2 separate regions of the Mus musculus genome follow, and region 2 is linked to region 1. Evidence: chromatin loops called from intact Hi-C (ENCODE). Cell type or tissue: left cerebral cortex. All regions are shown on one strand. Each heading gives the region's core, and the rest is flanking DNA. Links, peaks and the distances in the headings are about the cores only. Region 1 overlaps Adam22 (a disintegrin and metallopeptidase domain 22). Region 2 overlaps Adam22 (a disintegrin and metallopeptidase domain 22).

Region 1 (2,917 bases), core at 95-2,594:
ACATTATTCATTCCATAGGAGGTTGGGCTGGAAAAAAAGTAACAGCATCAGAGAAACACCATCCTAGGTGAAATGAGGGCATGCAAACCTGGGAGGCGTAGGAGCCTTTGGTTAGAACCTGCAGCTCTTTGTCAGGAATGTGCACGTCATTGCCAACACGGTAGCTTCACACATTGTGAAATTATTCCGTTTCTGTGACCAAGGGCTCAGAAGGAAAAGCCGAGCAGAGAAAAACCATGAAAAACCCAATAACGTTTTTGTAACATTTTATTTGGAAAGGGCAGACAGCTACAGCAAGCATGTTGTGACTGCCCCCGAGGGGAACAGGGAGTCTTAGGAGATTTAGAATAAACAACTTTAAGAGATTTTAATAGGCAGAAAGCTAAACAGCTCTAACCCAGGGAAGAAGGGAACAGTTTACAATTGCTCCCTGGGTTGCAGAAACATTTTATTCATTATTATTTAAACCTTATGATAATTCTATTTACTGAAGGAGAAAGTGAAGCAGAGAGTTTAGGGCTTTAGGAGTGCTTAGGAACACAAGTGGGGCAATAACTGGGAATCAGGTGGACTGGTACGCTGCTTCTGCCGCAACTCAAACCTTCTGTGGAAATGCGTTTGGCTTTCTTCCTTTAAGCTTGACGGACACTACTAATCACTTTTTCAGGGCCTGGACCAGTGCGTAGAGCGCTTGCTGCGTTTGCAGAGGACCCATATTCAGTCCTCAGCACCCACATAATGGGATGTAATTCCATTGACCTCTGAGCAATACATGCATGTGTTATATTTTCATACACGCAGGCAAAACACTCATGCACACAGAATAAAAGTAAATAAAAATAACCCCACACTTTTTGAATTTTTCAAAAAAGGCAGAGTTAATGTGAGAATTAAATACGATGTTGAGAACATTTGACTTTCAAATTTGAAAATGGAGTCAGAATATAGTCTCCCCTTGGAGATAGCTGCTCTTTAAGAATACTGTCAGTGAAAAGACAACTATTTCCAGAAACTTAAACACCAACAACTTGTCACTGTTGAAGGGCAGCTGGCATTCTTTGAGTTATTTTAAATGTTCCTAAAGCAAGTTTCTAAGATTGGTGAACTTTGGGACAAACTCTTTATTATGTATGCCTCTTGGATTTGTATGGAGAGGGCCTTGTGGAGCTGGGAAGTTGCCTTTCCGGAGCCTCTAGCTCTGGAGTTGCTAGGTCTCTATGGACGGCGTGGACTTGAGACAGGCAGATACAAGGCTTGAGAATACAGAAGATTCCCATTAGGGAAATTGAGGAAGATACAGATTTAATTTTTTTTATTATTTCTTTTACATCCCAACTGTGGTTTACCTTCCCTCCTGTCCTCCCAGTCTCCACCCCCACCCCCACCATCCACTCCTCCTCCACTTCTCTTCAGAAAAGGACAGGCCTACCATGGATGTCAACCAGCCATGGCATATCAAGTTGCCGTGAGACTAGACCTCCTCTCCTATTAAGACTGGACAAGGTAATCCAGTAGAGGGAAAGGGCCCAAAGCACAGTTAGAAACAGCCCTTACTACCACTGTTAGGCGTCTCACATGAACACTAAGCTACACAACTGTAACATATATGTGGAGGGCCTAGGCAAGTTCCCTGGTTGGAGGTTCAGTCTCTGTGAGCCCCGATGAGCCCAGGTTAGATTATGCTGTTGGTTTTTCTTGTAGTCTCCTTGACCCCTCTGGCTCTTATAAGCCTTCCTTCCCATCTTCCACAGGATTCCTTCTTTGGCTGTGGGTCTCTGAATCTGTTTCCATCAGTTTCTAGGTGAAGCCTCTCTGATGACAATTGGCCTAGACACGAATCTATGAGTTTAGGAATCATTTCATTGACTTGACTTTCCTTCCCTTCCCTTCCCTTCCCTTCCCTTCCCTTCCCTTCCCTTCCCTTCCCTTCCCTTCCCTTCCCTTCCCTTCCCTTCCCTTCCCTCCCCTCCCCTCCCCTCCCCTCCCCTCCCCTCCCCTCCCCTCCCCTCCCCTCCCCTCCCCTCCCCTCCCCTCCCCTCCCCTCCATCTTCACTCTTACCTTTTGTCAGTCCTGTTTGTTTCTATCCTACTTTTGTGTGTCTATCCTCTAGGTAGTGTCAGGGCTTGGCTCCCTTGCATGGCCTGGGTCTCACTGGACCAGTCATTGGTTGTCTACTCCTACAAAAGGAAGATCTATCTTAAGGCTGGAAAGTCTTTGAGGATCTTCTTACAGTCTAGGATGCTGTCTTCTGTTTCAGGAAGGGCTTTTGTATTGCCTTCACTGAGAGGGCCCTTCCTCTGCCATAGACTGGATGATTTTATTGTGACATTTTGTGCTGTTAGTCCATTAGTTTAGATGTGCTGAGAACTCCTGTGATTGAGAAACGTGTTTAATCTAAGATGTTGAAGTTTTTGGTTATGAATTATTATTATATTTGACTGATGCATCTGTTAGCATCTTTCAGACACAGTGAAACCAGGCCTGAGTTGTGACTATAATCAGATAATGGTGATGAACCCTGTAAAGAGCACTAAACCATAAAATAAGGGAGATCTACAAAGTTCTGTTTGTCATTTTATGACATGAGTTCTTGCTGTGTATTCCAGGCTGGCTCCACACTTGAATCCTCCTGTCTCTGCTTCCTGAATGCTGGTATTACAGGTATGCATCACCACAGCCCACCTCAAGCTCTCACTTTTTAAAAGACGTCTCACTTACTCTGGTACTTGAGTTGTACAAATGTATTCAGAATTCACAACAGTAAACTGAGGGACAGTGTTTAAGTAAATACAAAGAAATCACCAGTAGGATATGTGGTGAAGCTAAGACCTTACCCCAGTTTATATTTAATAGTACATGTTCAGGTTAAGAACTTGGATGCTTTTGAAAAAGTTTCCCTCCAAAATGCCTCCTTCC
Region 2 (2,917 bases), core at 183-2,682, 85 kb after region 1:
TCTGCTTCCCAAGTGATGGGATTACAAGCATGAGCTAATACACTTGGCTCTTAGGAAAAAAAATTATTTTTTTTTAAATTTTTGAAACTGAGGCTCATGTGACCCTGGCTGGCCTTGAACTCAGTATGTGACTGAGGTTGGTATTAAATGTCTACTCTGGTTACCTTCATCTTCCCAGTGCTGGCATTGCAGACATGCATCAGTCCCTCTATCATTACATGTGAGTGTGAGTGTGTGTGTGTGTGTGTGTGTGTACCAAATAGAATGATTCTATAAGAATGAGCTGTAGACTTTCGAAATGACAAATGTAAAGTAGGTTTAATCTATGACCATTTAATAAATAAATAACTGAATTGAACTTCATGGTAGGTGGCAGAGGGGTTGAATTCTAGTATCTTTTTATTCAGAAACACTCTTACTGGCAAATAGGGCTGGTCCTGGAAGCCTTGTCCTTTGGGTCCTGCGGGCTTGACCTGACACTCATTTTTAAAACATTGTTGTTTGAACGGATGAATCGAGCCCAAAGGAACACTCAGTTTTCTCGGCCACAGGTGCAAGAACCATGCTATTTTCCAAAGGTATTTTAAAATCCTGAATTAAAGTATAGCTGGACTAAACAGTTTTGGTGAATTAGAATCTTGGGACACTGATTCTTTTTGACTCATAATTCACTATATAGTAGTGTCCTGTAGGAAAAGTGAACTTTAGTTGACTTTCTAATAACTCAGGCTTCAAACTAAGTCTTGGTTTGGGGGTAAGTATGAGTCCAGTTATTTATTGCTAGTTGCTTGGGAGAGTTAATGGCTTTTTCTAACTAATATAATCCCATTGTGCTCCCACAGAGAGGCTACTGTTAGCATGTTTTCTCCAGTAAATGAAACACTTGTTCTCAATGGTATGGTATGATGGTTAGGGCAGCTATGGTGGCATACCCCTTTAATCCCAGCAGGTAGAGGTGGCTCTCTGTGATTTTAGGCCAGCCTGGTCTACATAGTGGGTTCCAGATCATCGAGGGCTACATAGAAAGACCTTGCCAGGGAAACAAAAAGACTATTTTCTTGTTTTACATTCCCCCAAATTATGTATTTTACAAGTTAATACTTATTATAATGCTGATGTTACTACTACAGGGTTCCTATTGTCTTAATATTGACCTAAGATACATGATGACCTGACACTAATACTAATAACTGGACTGAGGAATAATGAACGAACTCACTATAGTTGGAGTAGTGCAAGTACGTGCTATGTACTGGATACTAGTGGGCAGGTTTTGCACATGCATTAAGTAGTCTTTTCTTTGTTATCTTCAGTTTGCATGTGAAGAAACTGACACAGAGTTGAACACACTGGCCTAAGAATTTGGAGTCAAGAAGCCTGGTGGTAGGATTTGTGTTTTTATCCACCAGAGTCCAGAGCTTTCTGGAAACAATAATAGTGGAGGAATTAAAATGTAATTTTTCTGACTCTAGTATTTCAATAACATCTCCTTTGACAGTTGTATTTAGTAAGTTGTAATGTGGAGATGTAATTGGCTCAGATGAGTCTCAATTATTCTCTAAAAAAGTTTCCATTCTTCCAAAGAATTCCACATGCCTGCAAAGGATGCCCTATATTCTCAACCATTTGTTTGTGTGTCTATTTTTAGCCCCGCTTTGTTCTCTATAGAAGTTCAATGGTGCATTGTTCATTACAGGGGAGCGTAGTGATTTCCAAGCCATTGTGTCTGAAATATGTTGCTGCTGTGCACACGGCAGACACATGCTCCATTCTCCGGCCCATCTTAGGCCTACATATACATTTATCTGCATCTGGAGAAAATGTGAAATTTTATGAGCAAGAGTAATGAAGCTGAAACATATCATCATCTTGCCAGAAACTTGAAGAGATTTGATTACATCCTTGCCAAAGTGCTTTAAAATGCCCACCCTCCTTCCCCACCCTCTCCCTTCTTCTCAACACACAAAGGAGCCGCACAAATCTAATAAAGGGATGGAGAAAATGTTTGGTCCTCCCTCACACACATTAGCTCTTCAGGTCAGTGAGCTCACTGTACAATTTGTCTACTACCAAGCATCTGTGTATTTCCCATCTCCTCTGTGGGCTTGATGGGGTGCACACTTCCTCTCTGGAAGGCTTGTGCAAGCATATGCTCCTCGACCATACTGTAATCAGCATGGTTCAGGAAGGTCTCCGGTTTCATGACTTGATTCTCCTTGAGTTATAGAAAAAAGAATTCTTTGGGGATTAAGTGAATTTCCTATTCTGATGGACTAAAGCGAGGTAGCTGTAGGACCCTCATCATGTATAATGCATCAGTTGCCTTAATGGACTTATAAAGATTACGAGTCATCTGAACTCTGTACTCTAAAGAAAATATATTGGCCCATTACCAGGTCAGGTATCGTAGTGCTGGGCGTACAGAAAATAAAGTGACAGCTGCTGGCAGCTTGAGTTCTGTCCCCAAGCTTGGCTCTCAAGCTTTAGTAGGGAGTCCCTTTTTTATTTTTTCTTTAGTGCAAAGTTTCTCTGCCCAAAGAATTATTTCGTTTGTTAATATTCAAGATCTTTTATATAGGTCTTAAAAGGCATTCTCTCTCTCTCTCTCTCTCTCTCTCTCTCTCTTTCTCTCTCTCTCTCTCTCTCTCTATATATATATATATATATATACACACACATACACACACACACACATATACATACACATATACATACAAAGTAACACCAACGAATTGTGTTTTGTACATAGGTCTAATATAGCAGCAGGAGCTTTTCTAGTTTAATTCTGAAACTAATCTTTTCATTATGAAGTGTCTTCCAGTCTACTCTTGGCAATTTCTTTTTGTTTCAGAGTACACTGTTGTTAGAGTAATTACAATCAAACAGGAAGTTACTTTAGCTAGCTTGAAATACCACA

What was found. A loop is a pair of places that touch in the nucleus more often than their neighbours do. Peaks named below come from ENCODE experiments on the same cell type or tissue, not always from the same donor. Only the 100,000 strongest peaks of a DNase experiment are listed, where the experiment ranks them.
Region 2: it touches region 1 in a loop (2.7-fold over the local background); 2 of 42 quality-filtered maps call a loop at or near these places.

Annotation. Positions count from the first base shown.
Region 1 is chr5:8,308,140-8,311,056 of GRCm38, reverse strand. The region is part of intron 3 of Adam22 (a disintegrin and metallopeptidase domain 22); the gene reads left to right. Among named protein-coding and RNA genes, the nearest start is that of Adam22, 59 kb to the left of the region's middle. In left cerebral cortex, for the core only: no CTCF peak of the experiment used is centred there; DNase peaks (open chromatin) are centred at 595 and 1,081; H3K27ac peaks cover 1,052 bases.
Region 2 is chr5:8,223,279-8,226,195 of GRCm38, reverse strand. The region is part of intron 4 of Adam22 (a disintegrin and metallopeptidase domain 22); the gene reads left to right. Among named protein-coding and RNA genes, the nearest start is that of Gm23993, 18 kb to the left of the region's middle. In left cerebral cortex, for the core only: no CTCF peak of the experiment used is centred there; a DNase peak (open chromatin) is centred at 1,697; H3K27ac peaks cover 209 bases.